2 separate regions of the Mus musculus genome follow, and region 1 is linked to region 2. Evidence: chromatin loops called from intact Hi-C (ENCODE). Cell type or tissue: heart. All regions are shown on one strand.

Evidence for each region. Hi-C counts contacts between places; a loop is a spot of excess contacts. Peaks named below come from ENCODE experiments on the same cell type or tissue, not always from the same donor. Only the 100,000 strongest peaks of a DNase experiment are listed, where the experiment ranks them.
Region 1: a loop joins it to region 2, with 4 times the contacts of the local background. A loop is called at or near these places in 5 of 42 quality-filtered maps.

What each region holds. Positions count from the first base shown.
Region 1 is chr6:36,450,591-36,458,590 of GRCm38, reverse strand. All of the region lies in intron 2 of Chrm2 (cholinergic receptor, muscarinic 2, cardiac), which reads right to left. Among named protein-coding and RNA genes, the nearest start is that of Mir490, 33 kb to the right of the region's middle. In heart, no CTCF peak of the experiment used is centred here; DNase peaks (open chromatin) are centred at 3,330 and 6,930; H3K27ac peaks cover 2,229 bases.
Region 2 is chr6:36,401,515-36,409,514 of GRCm38, reverse strand. The region is part of intron 2 of Chrm2 (cholinergic receptor, muscarinic 2, cardiac); the gene reads right to left. Among named protein-coding and RNA genes, the nearest start is that of Mir490, 16 kb to the left of the region's middle. In heart, no CTCF peak of the experiment used is centred here; a DNase peak (open chromatin) is centred at 4,274; H3K27ac peaks cover 1,411 bases.

The sequences.
Region 1 (8,000 bases), 49 kb before region 2:
GTGTAGCAGAGGATGGCCTTGTCGGTCATTAATTGGAGGAGAGGCCCTTGGACCTGTGAAGGCTCTATGCCCCAGTGTAGGGGGATGCCAGGGCCAGGAAGTGGGAGTGGGTGGATTGGTGATCAGGGGGAGAGGGATCAGATAGGGGGTTTTTGGAGGGGAAACCAGGAAAGGGGATAACATTTGTAATGTAAATAAAGAAAATATCTAATGAAAAAAGAAAAGAGAAAAAACAAGCAGAAGTCTGTCAGACAGCTGGTTCTCTCTCATTCAGGATGTTCACAGGAGACATCAAAGCCATAGTACCTAAGGCCCAGAGCTCTTGAATGGAGGAAGCACAGACACTATCGAATGAGGTAACACTCCATGTGTGTCCTATAAACAGCTGTGCATTGTTGCTTAAGGCATCTGCCTCCTCTGGAAATAGCTTGGCTGTGTTTTCCACAGTTTATGGAGAGTAATACAAACAGTGATGACCGTATGATAACTGTGGAGGCTAACTCGCTTTGGACCAGGCTGCATTGTGAGCGTCTAGATAGGACTCTACACCTCATAATAACTCTGTAACCCATACACTGCTAGCTCCACTTTGATAAACATAATAATATGAGGGGGTGGAGATAATTTCCCCCAATTCACACAATGAGAAGGCAATTACAAAGACCCTAATTAACCAGGCCATCTAATTCTATAGTGACCATTAGGTAAGACTTCTTTTGTGGGAACAATTTGCCACAGACAGGGCAATACATGTGATGGAGTATCTGCCTTTACATCATCATCATCACCACCCTCATCACTATCATCATCACCATCAGAATTACACCTTTGATGCACTTATTCTGCTTTAAATATAAATAACTTTGATATAACCTTCAATTTTTTTAATTTTTTTTACTGTTTAATAGTTCTTTACATCAGTTTAAGGAGTTTTAGTTTTTTAACTGCAATTTTTAAAAATTAATTATGTTATGAGTTTTAGTTTTTTAATCTCTCCACGTCTTTCCCTCCTTCCTGCCTCTCTCCTTCTCAACAAGTCTCTCTTCTACTTTCATGTCAAAAGTACGCAGCCCATCAGGTTTAACTGGCATTTCGTGAACAAACATATGTGGACCATAACTTATCAGTGGTTATAGCACTGAGGAACCTGGTGCTCCCACCCTGACCTTTAATTGCAATAGCACTTCAGGGACCTCATGGGCCCCTCCTTCACCCGTGGTAGAACACTGATTTATACTGGTCTTGGGTAGCAGCACTGGTCTTCAGCTATAGTGAGTTCATGAGTGCACAGCCACTGTGTCATATCCAGAAGTCATAGTTTTGCTTCACATCCTTCCATCCTCCTCCTCTTACAGTCTTTCTACTTCCTCTTTTGTCATGTCCCTTAAGTTTTGCAGGAAGTGATGCAATTGTCCTATTTAGGACTCAGCTTGCCACATCACTTGTTCTGAGCACTTTGGCCAGTTATGAGCTTCAGCCTGGTCCAAGCCTGGTCCCCAACAGCTTTAACACTGGGTCTCCATCACAGCTTAGGGAATGTACTTCAGCCTTCACCCTAGGCCTCCTTACTAGCTCAGGGCACCAGTAGAGGAAGATCTGGCCCATGGTCCCCAGCAGGCAAGGTCAATGCAACAGACTACAAACGTTCGTGTCTGCAATATAAAGTTTCTTTTCTTGTTTCTATTTGTTTATTGTTTTTTCAAACCGTGTACCATACTGTACTTATTAATTTAAATGTTGCCTAGTTATATTTTGTTTATCATTTAAACCCACTGCTGTTATCTACATGTCTAATCCTACAGTCTTACCTACCTAGCTATTATTATCTATAAGTTCTTCTTCTTATTTTGTTGATTTTATTTGAGTCATCAAACCAAGCTTGAAATAAATCACAGTAAGTAATGCACCCAAGACCAGCACTGATATACTATCCATATTTACTTTGAGATAATTTTTAAACTGGCTGTAAATTTGTTCATATAAGTTCCATTATACTTGACATTATTTAAGTTTTATCACAATCAGTCTTTCTCTTGTGAAATCTCATCTAATTATTTAATTTTTATTTAATATATTTGGTGTTTGTGTGTCTGTGTGTGTGTGCGTGTGACAGTACACATGTGGAAGTCAGAAAACAATTCTGTGGAGTCCAGAAACAAACAAACAAACAAACAAACAAACAAAAACAGAAAGCAAAAACAAAAAAGAAAACAACAAAACAAAAGCCTTTTACCTTTATGTAGAAATGGAACTCCAGGCTCGGACACCAAATGGTTTACCAATTAAGCCATTTCACTGGTCCCCTGATCATTTAAAACAGTCTAAAATTTGGGTTTTATTCCTCCCAGTGCACCAGTGGTATAGCCTTTCTTAATTATTTAATTTCCATTAAGCTCTGTTTTTCTTTGCTTGGAAAACAGATAGTAAGATCTGCTATTCTTATTTTAATTAGTTTTCTTGGAGTCAAATTATTGAACTAAAATTATTCTCTTGCTATTTCCACCTCCTAATCCTGGTTGAGAGAAGAAACTCAATAACATCTGCACAGGATGCTGACATGATAAGCCTTTGTGTGTATCCTTCCTTCATTTGCCATCCACAGCTTATTGCTTGAGTAAACACAGGGTTAGTGAAACTGGAGGTTTTTCACTCCCCCAGTCACCTAATTTAAAGAACTCATGGTATCTAGAATTTGATCCAGATTTGCTTAACTCAAGACTGTGTTACTATCATTAAGTCCAATAAGAATGAGAAGGAAACTGCAAGTTAAACGACTCTGCACTTGCATGACTTCATAAAAGACGATATAAAATTCTTTTATATCTTTCTTTCTGTAGCCAAGCTAAACCACTCTTAGAGGAAACGCGTCAACAGATTTGCCTTGCCTTCTAAGGGGACCCCACTGACAGTTTCTGTCAGTATTGTGTCTCATGGGGACAAGCTGTTTGGTGGCTGTGATGGCCAAGTGGGACCGAAATTAGCAAAGGACTTCTAAATGCAATTGGAAAAGGAGACATTTTCCTAAGTAAAAGTTAGAAAGTGATCAACTCTAATTATCTTGATAGAATAGGAACAGTTTAAATGGTGACTACATCATCAGTGCTTTTTATGCAATGGCTAGGTCTAGACTGGAATCAGAGAATGTTTAGAGCCTGAAAAAAAGGAGAGTGGTAGAGCATCTCTTCCCTTTCTACTTAGCCTTCCCATTCCAAACTCCAGAACTGCCCCCCCCCCCCATGCTTTGATATCCATGAAGCCCAAGGATACAGTGGCATTCACAGCTCTGCTAGGTCTAGAGACAGCTTTGGTGCACTTCTGTTGGAAGCCAGCCATCTCAAGTCTGGTTTATATCTGGGACAAATTCTCAGGACACTCAGATTATGAGCAAGTCATGTCACATGGGTTGTGAGACAAGAGGAGATTCCAGCCCCACACTCCCTTCCTAGGTGAAATTAGCCATCATGCTTGATGTCCAAAGCATGAAAATCTTTCAAGATCTGATTGTCAATTTTTCAAGCTTATTGCATATATTTATGTCAGTCACAAGAAAACTCTTTACACCTCTCCATTTGGATAAGTGCATGAGGCTTGCTTTCTCATCAACTTCCTTGAAAACCTAATTATACTGAACCAGATGCTGTGTTTAACACCAATTGATGTGGCAAGCAGTTGGGTTTTCTTGTTTTTTGTTTTTTGGGGGTTTTGTTGTTGTTGTTGTTTTTTGACAACGACATAATATAAATTCATACTCTTCACACTGTTTCTGGGAGCTGAATTCCAATGTAATCATGGTCCCCGCCTCCTCTATTTTTAGCTTATTAAATAACACGGACAGCCAAATGACAAATTTACTCTAATATCTGCACTGTAAACCTATGTGCTCTTGCAATATGCAATGTTGATATTTCAAAAACAAAAACTGATAAAAAAGAGTCTGCATATTATAATCCTTAGAGATCAAATTAACTCTTATATTCAATTTTGATCACACATAAGATCAAAGAGAGAAAGGTGCTGTAGGAGTTGGAATTCCCCTAACTCTGTATATGTCACCACATTACCAAATTTCATGAAGCTGCTGAAAGCTATGGTCATCTTCTTTACCCCAGCATGAATCAGCAAAAAGGAAAGAAAGGGAAAGTATCAAAGCTTTTCAGACAAAAGCTCTCATCAGATCTAGAGATGGGAAGACACAGGTGTGCTGATTGAATGAGGATGGCCCTACAAGCTTGCCTATTAAAATGCTTAGACCACAGTTGGTAGAACTATTTGCAGAGGATTAGGATGCATGGTCTTTTTGGAAAAGGTATGTCACTGGAGGAGGGCTTTGCTCTTGAGCCATTCCCACTGTGAGCCCTCTCTCCCTCTCTCCTCCTCTCCCCTTCTGCCCCTCTTTCCCTCTTCCCCTCTTCCCCCCTCCCTCTCTGTCCCTCTCACCTTCTTGCCCCCCTCCCTCCCTCCTGGTTATGTCTCAACATGTAACCTCTTAGCAACTGCTCTGGCACTATACCTGCCCTCATACCTTCTACCATGCTCCACCCCCATGCCATGTTGGCAAGGATGCTAACTCTCTGAAACTGTAATCCCCAAATAAACTTTCTTCTATAAGTTTGTATGTCCATGGTCTCTTATCAAATGATAGAAAAGTAACTAAGATGCCAAGTACATTAGTATTCAGGATGCAAAAGTGCACAATGCACTCCTGGTTTAAATCACTGTGCTTATAAGAAGCTCTATTCATGTTGAGAGGTTGATAGAAATGATTTATCTTGAGACTTGAAGGCATGTGTGACCTTGATCTATTTGAAATAGAGCTGATTATAGGAGAACAGCAGCCCAAAGTCTGCAGCTACAAACAGACACTCTGAATTCAAGGACTTGTAGGTAAAACAAGCAAAGGAGGAGGGCTAGATGTTATCCATACCCTTATAACCTATACTAAAATGTTGAAAAACTATAATTCATTTTCTTAAGCTTCTTACTCCTAGGTAGTGCCAAAATATTTGTAGCCACTCCAGAGAAAAAATAGAAATGAAAACAAAAGCAATAGTGAAAGCACAGGATGAAAATTATGCTTTTACTCATGATCTGTATTACTTGAGTCTCACCCCACCCCAGTCCCTTCTCTTTTATAGAACTCAGTCATAAAGAGCCACCCACCACACTCACAGAAAGGACAGCCCAAAGTGATTTCTGTGTAATTTATCGTGCCCTATCATAATAATTTGTTCCTACCTACTTGGTAGCTTGAATTATCATTAATGCTAAGTAATTTCTAAAGCCAACTAGTAGTCTAGTAAGTAGGTGGTTATTAGGCACCCATTAAATTCAGCTACAAAACAATGTTAATTACATTGTGATGTAACTTTCTGAGCATGAAGATGCAGAGACTCGGAGACATTCCATAACAATCCTTTTGCTCTCCTCATCTCAACATGAAGAGATACTTATTTTAATCTGAAGTGTTTAAAAGGCAAAGAACACTATTTTGACCCTCCAATAGTATTTGTAGCTAACTACTTACTTGGTAGGAGAATACACAATATTGGAAAAATACTTCTCTTCATATATTAGGGAATATCAGTCAGTCATGTATGATGTGGCTAAATGGAAAATCTATAACTCACCTAATCACAAACGTATCTATGAAACGTAAGTTTCATGTTTTGTTCCACATGAGTTGTCTTTGTGAAAGACCATATTAAAGACCATATGCTCTCTATTTTTTTCTTCAAAGGGGATTTTTCTGTATAGCCCTGGCTTTCCTGGAACTCATTCTGTAGGCTGGGCTGGCCTCAAACTCAGAAATCTGCCTACCTCTGTCTCCCAAGTGCTGGGATTAAAGGCCTGCACCACCACTGCCAGGCAATCATATGCTCTTAAAGCAAGTACCACTTTCTCAAAGATAGAAACAGCAGTGACAATTGGAAGAAGCTCTGTATATGGATCCTTACTGTAAATGTCACTGAAGGGAGATCATGGAGGCTCTGATTGAGGCCTCAGTTTACCTTCCTTTTCAGTAAGAATTGGTTTTCCAGGGAGCTGAAACAGAAAGTGGGCTGAGGAGCTTAATAATTGACGTGGAGTTTTTATAGTCCCAGAGCAGAGAAGCAGTTATGTGAAGTCTAAACATTTCCTTTTTAATAAAAGTAATAATAGAGGTATATAGGTTTGAAGGCAACTCCCTGCCCTAAACAAAACTGAATAGAATTGCAGAATGAGGTCCCCAAGGCAAACAGTGCAGAGCAGGGTTTTCTTAGCATGCAGACAGCAAGGTGCAATCTGAAACAGCTTCAACCTGCTTCCTGAGAGGAGAATCCAGAGCTCAGAAACCATCTGCATATTTCAGTATCAGTAATTGAAAGTGTTCTCTTTATCCTTCTTTAAGCTTCACCAGTAGATTGCCATTAATTCCTACTAATTAACAAAATGCAGTTCAAATTTAAGTCATCATTAAATCTCCTGAATTGGCTCACGTCAATTCTAGTGCCTTCTCTAGACCTTATGTTATTCAACTTCTCCCATAATCCACACTTCTCACTGTTTATAAGGCAATAGCTTTCAGTCTAAGCACCGAAGTGTTTCTAAATTCTGAATTTTCATCAATTTGCCCCTGAATAAAATAATAAGGCCTCACTTGTTAAAACTTTTTAATTGTCTTAATTTCTAGAAGAAAGTTCTAGGTTTTGTGGCCTGTTAGTCTTATACAAAATGTTAGAATTTGCTTGGAGCTCCATGAAAACTCCCAGTAGAGATCATAAGGATCCATCCTGACCTGGCAAGAATCATTTTAAAGTCTAATGATTGACTGCCCTGAATGATCCTGGGCAAGTTCCCTGCATAACTTCCTAGCATACTATAAATAAGTAAAATCACTGGAGTAGTGTGTGGAGATTAATGACCTGGTGCTGACACCAACAGTCCCCAGGAATGTGCAGAATACCATTGGCACAAGTTTAAGATAAGCCTGGTACTTTCTTGCCAGGGCAAAATCACTTTTATCCACAGCATTATACAAGCAAGCCCTGCTTCTCTCTTTCTGACCAAAAACATGAGTACACTCCCATCTTGCTGCATACAAGATATATGTGTGTAGATAAGTCCCCAATAAATCATAATCTATGTATCCTAATCCTTGTTCTGTCTGTCTTTGTTTTGTTTTGTTTTGTTTTTGTTTTGTTTTGTTTTGTATTGTTTTGTTTTGTTTTGTTTTTTGTCTCCCAAGTCATGGCTTGGTGTCATTTTTTTTTTCTGGAAAGAGATTTTAGTTAGAATTGTATTACATGTAAAGTGCAACTAATGGAGAAATTGTCTTTAAAACAGTCTAACTTTGAGCGAAACCTGATAAGTAAAAGCATATTTATGTTGCCATTAACATCCCTCACAGTTTTATAAGTATTTATATTCATTTTTATCAGTTTTATATTCATTTCTAGTTTATTGTTAACATTTGATAATTTAGCAAATAATGACCTTTTGACAACTGAAATTTTGTTGAGCTTACTGATAGCACTACTAGGGTGTTCTTCAGAATATCCTTTCCTATTCACATAAGTTGAAACATGGACCTATGTTCTTTATCTGATTGAGAGAATCATGGTTTATGTCAAGGTCCCTGATCTACTTGAAGTTGAGTTTAGTACTGGGAAGAACACAAACGACAGCAAAGCAAATCAGCAGACCAATGAAACGAGTCCTAATGATATTCTGCTCTACTCATAGACGGTGCCTGGCCAAGTCATCAGTGGAGAGGCTCCTCCAGCACCTAATGGGAACAGATGCAGAGATCCATGACTAAACAGGCAGAGCTTGGGGAGCCCAGGGGAACAGGGGGAGGAAGCATTGTAGGAGCCAGTAGGGTTGAGAAGACCAGGAGAACACTGCACAAAGAATCAACTGAGCAGAGCTCACAGGGGCTCACAGAGACTAAGTAGAAATCAAGGAGATTGTGTGGGTCTGAGCAAGGTCCTCTGCATATATGCTGTGGTTGTTTAGCTTGG
Region 2 (8,000 bases):
AAATAAATCAAATGAATGCACTAGGATGTTTCATCTGAATCTGTGTCATTATAAACTGTGGTTGCAATTTCAGTAAACTCCATGTGTATAGTATCACAGTGCTTATGAAGTGGACCTAAAATATCATGATTCTGATCATAAATCACCTATGCAATGGTTAGTTCAAATTGTCAACTTGACATAACCTAGACTTACCTATGAATAGAGTCTCAATAGGGATTATCTAGATAAGGTTGGCCCACTGACATGTCTCTGGGAGATTTTTTGACTCTCTTAATTGACATGTTCAGACCTAGCATGAAAATGGATGGCACCATTCCCTGGACTTGAGCCCTGGACTACAACAAAATAAAGCTTGCTAGGTACTGAATATAATTACATTCAATTAATATCATTGCATCAATCTTTATTTGGAAGATTCTGATTCATTTATTAACAAGATATGACCATAATATAAAACAACTCATATCTCACATTAATAAAAAAAATAACTGAAGCATAGGTCTTGTTAAAGTCTTAGCAGGAAACGGTAATATCTCATTTCTCAACAGTCCTCCTCTACCACAGAGATCTTTCCCCTAGAAGACTGAAAGCTGGTGATTAGTGTGACTTGAAAAACATTAATTCTACTCAAGTATGTAATTGCTTAAATAGTTCTCACCAAATTCTCACACCTTCTAACGCCACATATCAAATGTCAACTGCTCCATTTCAGGCTTCATATTCTCACTTTGGGAGTTGTGCCTCTGTTACCTGCAGACATGGGAAGGGATGTGTAGTACTAGCAGACATTGAGAAGAAGATCATTGAGCTCCTCCCTATTCTAAGGCATCCTCTCTTGGGCTTCTCACTAGAGACCCATTGGATAAACACAGTAGACCAAGAATCAAAAGAGAATGGCCTTGAGCTAAGTAAAGTCTACCTGGAGTTCCAGAGGTATCCTCTATTGGCTGATAGGAGAAATTTGTTGCAGTACTCACTAATAAGGGGATATTAGTCCAGAAGCTCAGAATCCTTAGAAGGGGGAACAAAATACCCATGGAAGGAGTTACAGAGACAAAGTTCAGAGCAAAGACTGAAGGAACGACCATCCAGAGACTGCCCCACTTGGGGATCCATCCCATAAACAACCACCAAACCCAGACATTATTGTGGATTCCAACAAGAGCTTGCTGACAGGAGCCTGATATAGCTGTCTCCTGAGGGGCTCTGCCAGTGCCTGGCAAATACAGAAGTGGATGCTCACAATCATCCATTGGACGGAGCACACGGTCCCCAATTAAGGAGCTAGAGAAAGGACCCAGGAAGATGAAAGGGTTTGCAGCCCCATAGGAGGAACATCAATATGAACTAACCAGTACCCCAGAGCTCCTCAGAGCTAAACCACCAATCAAAGAAAACACATGGTGGGACTCATGGCTTTAGCTGCATATGAAGCAGAGGATGGCCTAGTCGGTCATCAATAGGAGGAGAGGCCCTAAGTCCTGTGAAGGTTCTATGCTTCAGTATAGGGGAGTGCCAGGGCCAGGAATGGGAGTTGGAGCATTTGGGAGCAGGGGGAGGAAGGAGAGGATAGGGGATTTTCAGAAGGGAAACTAGGAAAGGGGATAACACTTGAAATGTAAATAAAGAAGATATCTAATAAAAAAATTTTAAAAACCAAAAAAAAAGAACCAATAAATTCATTGAAATGATATAGGAACCCCCCCTCAGTTTTACCTTCACAAAGATACCCAAGCTGGTTTTATTTATTGAATGAAGGATGGTCATCAAACACCTTCCTGACAGAGAAAGCTTCTCCAAGCTACTTTTCCAAACAAACATTTGAATTCACAGTGTTTCCAAATAAAATAATCAATATTAATATTGATAATAATAGTAATAATAAGTCATAGCAAAAGTTTTAAGCACACCCTGAAGGAGAACTACTTTTCAGGCATCAAACAGTAAAAACTTGGTCTTTCCTGCCAACTGGTTATTTGGTTTTCTTAGAGGCATGGTCAGTGAGATTTTGAAGTTACCTATATAACTGTATCTTTCCTGAAGTTTATGTTAGTCCAGATAAAAGTTTAAGCTGATAATTACTAGTTTACTTCTCCCTAACTGGGTAGATGATTTATTCCAAATAAGTTAGCTCAGTACTATCCTGGCAATGACATGGTGCCCATTCTAGATGAAAATACGATGGAATGCGAGCTGAATCCACTTCATTCTTATTTGCACCAACCCAGCTGGGACATGTAACACTACCTTAGCAATTTTATATTTCCTCAATTTGTTATTACCACACTTAAAATAAGCAAAGGGAAGCTAAGATGGTGGATATATAATCTATCTCAGAATGTAAAGGCTTCCTTTAGCAGATGTACGTAAGTCACAGTTAGTCTACAAATAGAATATCCAGAGAGAATGGATCCAACACAGAGGAAAATGGTATACTTGTCATATCACCCAACGTGCGCTACCAATTCAGCATCTGTTTGAGAGAAGAGATGCGAGATTCATCCCTTAGAGCAATGTGATTTGGCCCATTGCGTTTCCCTCGCTTTGTTTTACTTAATAAGCAGCTCTCATGAGGTGAAAGCTTCTGTGGGCCTACAAAGACAAAACAGACACAGTGAGATAATTTTCTGTTTTCTTCAGTGCCTTGCTTGGAGATATGCAATGAACTAGTCTTGCTGTTCTCTCAGAGTCCAGAGTATTTGAGGGTGTGAAGGAAGAAATTCAAGATGAATAGAGAACTGTCATTTCATGTTTTTGCGGGTCTACTCTTTCTTAGCACACTAAGTATGAGCTAGATAATGTCATTTGACTAATCTAACATCCTCCACAATGGTTTTACACACTTTTCTTATAATTCGACTCAGTAACTTTCAAATGAAATAGAATAGGGAAGTAATGTGACCTGTACAAAACGCTTTTGATTGGTTATAGATTTTTCACATGGCAATGCATAAGATAAATGTTGGAATGGCTCACTGACTCTTCAGAAGATGTACCCTCTACCTTCCTTCTGCATATATATGCAGAACTTGGCATGTTCCTTTTTTTAAAAAATTTGTCACGTGCTCTACATTCTTTGACGGGTTCTTATTTCTCCCTTTCAATCCACTGAAGCCCAATTGACCTGTTAGTGCTGTCATTAAACCATGAGCAACTGAATTAATCGCTGTGAATCCTTTGTGATCTCAGGAATCCTAAATTCCCCAACACAACACCCATGTTTTGTGGGGTTTTTTTCTTACCTTATCTCCTACGACAGACTACAAGGATTAGAATTATAATGAACCCTATATGCAAGCTAGATGTCTAGCTGTGAATCTAGATGCACATAATTTTTGAGCAATACATGTTGAAGAGCAAATGAGTCACAGTTATTTCTGGTTCAAGAATAGCTATCCCTTACAGAGCACCTGCGTCTGTCTTCTGTAAAGTAGATAAATAATGGAAGGAGATACAAATGGATTTTCAAATGTGGTGTCAAAAAAAGGAAAGTAAAACTGACATGAGAGTTGGGTTTTTTTTTTTTCAAGGTATGGGTGAAAGGGGCAGGGATAGCATCTTCTTTGTATGTGGATACATTTGCTGCCTCTGAGATTTAGGCTATTTTTGAGGTAGAGGTGGAATTGAAGAGAGCTTCTAAGACCTACTTGTCTTTTTCAGAAGCCTGTCCCAATTTTCTAGAAGCCTTGGGTTTTCACTAACCAGGAATTCAGAATACTCTGGGGACTTATTTGTCTCTCCTCTGATCCATTGTCATGGACTCACCACTTGCCAAGGAAAAAATGGCCATTTCTGTCCAAATCCCTTTCCCTCTGGGCCCATACAAAGATGAATGAAATGTTTCTTAAAGAGATGGAGGCAAATTAGCTTTCCACCTCTTGTTTCTCTGAACATAAAATCTTATCTGTTTTCTAGTGGATTCCTGGTATCCACTAATGGCACCAGTCTCTAAGTTGGGAGAAGTCTTATTCAAAAGACACAAAGCAAACGAACAAGAGCTGACTTCCTCTCACTCAGCAAAGCATTTCAATTTTAATGTTCATACTCTCTTTAGGGTGGAATTTCCGTCAGGCGGAGATAAGCAGCTTTGTTTCTTGGCAAGACAGACATCCTCTTTGATTTTGCCACTGAGTAACCCCTGAAGAGAATACAGTATTTACAAACTAGGCCTCTCTGACATGTTTGCCTATATTTCCCTGTCCTCTGACTGTTCCAAACACCTCTTAAAATAGCTTTGCAAGTAAGTACCTTCCCAGCATTCTCCAGGAGCACATCGCGTTCCCAGTGAGAGTGACAGTGGTCTGGGCTGCTGCACATTGGCAGCTCCCCTTGAATTTCTCAGGTCCATGAGATATTCAGTGTCCCAGACAACACCAGCTCCACAACTCACCACCAATTATGTCTCCTCTCTCCTTCTCCTGATAAAAGCAGACAAAAATACCAACAGGAAAAGAAAACAAAACAAAACAAAAATAATAAAAGACTGATATTTCATCTTAAAAAGATTTATGACAGACTGAATACATGTATAGCTATTGGGGCTTCAGGATGAAGTAATGGTAAGTTGGAAGGAAAATCCATTGGCATAATTAGGAGCGATGACATAAAAATGTGGCTTCCTAAATTGTCTTTTCTTCACTCTAAAGATCCTGCATGGATTTTTTTTTTTTCAAATCTGGCAATACATATGAGAACAGAGTCTCCTGGTGACCTTATAAAATGAGAAAGCAAACGAAAAAAGTAGAATTGAATGTAGGTTAATGAAAAAGTTCATTTACCCTTTCGGTTGGGAGCCTGGCTTTTAAATGCTCACTATGCACACCTGTAATCCCAGCAAGAATGAGGCAGAGGCAGATGAATCTCTGTGTTCAAGGGCAGCTTAGTTTACAGAGTGAGTTCCAGGACAGCTCAGGCTACACAAAGTCTGTGTAAACAAGCAAATAAAACAAACAGCAAACCAAAACTAAGCAAAACTGTTCACTTATCGTGCTACCACCTACTTTTTGAAGTGGTCATATATGTTTGTTTTTTTTTTTTTTTTTTTTTTTTCACAGAGGCAGTTAGACCAATGATGATGTTGAGTTTGGGTGAAATGCTGGGACTCTTATACTTCAAACCTGGTTCCAATACTGTGAACATGAGTTTTAAACCCACTACTGCTTTTTGTTCATAATAGATTTAACTGTGAAATAAAGGTATCAGACTGGATCTTAATGAGAAATCCACGGGTTTCCTGAATGTGAATAAATGGAGGTGAAAGGTAAAGTTTCAATAAAACATATAAGATTGGTATAATTTACCACTAATTTATTCTGCTTGAGGCATATCTAGATCAAAAGTCAAAGAAAGCTGTCTGGATCCCCCCTTTCTAAGCTCCTAATACATATTGAAGGCTCCTCACAGGTAGTGCAATCTTTCTGTAGCTATGGGAGGTCATAGCAAGGCTGATATGAATAAACATAAAGTTGCCCCAGCACAGAGAGTGGAAACTAGTATTTCTTCCTCTGTTGATATATGGCAGAGTGGAGGTTAGGTTAGTTGATGAACAAACACAGTTCTATTCATAAAGTGGATGATTGGTAATTATCTATTAAATGAGTGAATGCAAGAATAAACAAACCAATGCTCCAATTTCATCATTATCCAGCACAATGTATAGTTTCATGATCAAAACGGCTATTTGTCTTTGGTCATTTACCTCTCAGTCAAGTAGAAGAAAGAAATGATACAAATCTATTCCTGTAACAGGGGGAAATGTGTGCTATTTCAACACATGTGATTGTCCATTGCAATATACACACACAGGAGCTTTGTCCTGTTGCAAGCTCATGTGCTCAAGACAGAATAGATTAAGCTTAAACAATGATACTATCATTTACCTACAAGGGCAGCCTAGGAAAAGTTTTGCTGAAACTTAATGGAGTGTTGGTTTTCAATGTGGAAAAATATATCCTATGTGAATACTTTTTCCCAAAAGGAAATTTTATAAAGTCTCATATTATTTTAGAAGATAATTAACTTAATGTTATAGAAGCAACAGAATTATACTGGGGTTGGAAGAATCTTGGGAATTTAGGCAGACTAAGGCATAAAAATCATCATTAGATAGTATTTATTGAGTTTATCTCTGTACTAAGATTAGAAACAGATACCAGATTCAATGCAGAGAAAAAGGGAAATTAAAATAATTTTTAAAAGAGAGAAAAATATTTTCCTACCCTTATGCAGTAACTTTCTTCTAATGAAAACAGACAATATCAATGAGAATTTAACTGTGTTTATCATGGATTTGGATATAAATTCAGAGAAAATGAGCATAGGACCCAGTGAGGTACTAAAAGTGAAGTTGAAGTTAGTGTGGACATCATTAGTTATCACATGCAAATCCTATGTCTAATAGCCAGAATGGCTACATCAAGATATCAAACTGCATCAATCTGACTAAAGACTGAGAATAAAGAAAGGGTCACAGTCCAGAGAAATGCTAAATGACCCCTCAGGACTCATCTTGCTTCTGAACAGAAATGGGGACTCTGGTAAGCCAAATTCAGACATGTGGCCTTTCATCCAGAGGTCATATTCTTTCATAGTTGAAACTTTCCTTGAAGTGTTTAGTCTTTTTATCAAACTGTGGCATTATCATGACTGCCAAGTCTTGGGAAATCAGGCAATAAAGAGAAATGGAAAAGACACGGGTATGTGATGTCTTTTCCTTGCCACTCCTCAGCTAGACCCTGGGGAGCAGAAGAGTCACCACAACTGGGTAAACAATATTTTGTTTAAATTATTTTTTAAAAATTTCCTACAAAATATAATAGTGGAAAAATAATTAGCAAGATCCACATCATGGCAAGTAGCAGTGCCATGTTCCTAATAACACCGTAACTGGGGGTGGGGGGGGGGGTAACTCCCTAACAAAAAGAACAACACAGAGAGATTTAAAATATTTAGAACATGAAATCTCTGGTTATCACTAAAGATTTGTTGAATTCAAGAACATAGAATGAAGGACTAGGGGCTGGAGAGATGGCTCAACAGTTAAGACTGCTCTTCCAGTGTTCCTGAGTTCTATTCCCTGCAACCACATGGTGGCTCACAACCATCTGTAATGAGATCTGATGCCCTCTTCTGGTGTGTCTGAAGACAGCGACAGTATACTCCTATACATAAATAAATAATTCGTTTTAAAAAGTGAAACCAGAGACACTGAAACTTATAGAGGAGAAAGTAGGGAAAAGCCTTGAAGATATGGGTACAGGGGAAAAATTCCTGAATAGAACAGCAATGGCTTGTGCTGTAAGATCGAGAATCGATAAATGGGACCTCATAAAATTGCAAAGCTTCTGCAAGGCAAAAGACACCATCAATAAGACAAAAAGACCACCAACAGAATGGGAAAGGATCTTTACCTATCCCAAATCAGACAGGGGACTAATATCCAATATATATAAAGAACTCAAGAAGGTAGACTCCATAAAATCAAATAACCCCATTAAAAAATGGGGCTCAGAACTGAACAAAGATTTCTCACCCGAGGAATACCGAATGGCAGAGAAGCACCTGAAAAAATGTTCAACATCTTTAATCATCAGGGAAATGCAAATCAAAACAACCCTGAGATTCCACCTCACACCAGTCAGAATGGCTAAGATCAAAAATTCAGGTGACAGCAGATGCTGGCGTGGATGTGGAGAAAGAGGAACACTCCTCCATTGTTGGCGGGATTGCAAGCTTGTACAACCACTCTGGAAATCAGTCTGGCGGTTCCTCAGAAAATTGGACATAGTACTACCGGAAGATCCAGCAATACCTCTTCTGGGCATATATCCAGAAGATGCCCCAACCGATAAGAAGGACACATGCTCCACTATGTTCATAGCAGCCTTATTTATAATAGCCAGAAGCTGGAAAGAACCCAGATGCCCCTCAACAGAGGAATGGATACAAAAAATGTGGTACATTTACACAATGGAGTACTACTCAGCTATTAAAAAGAA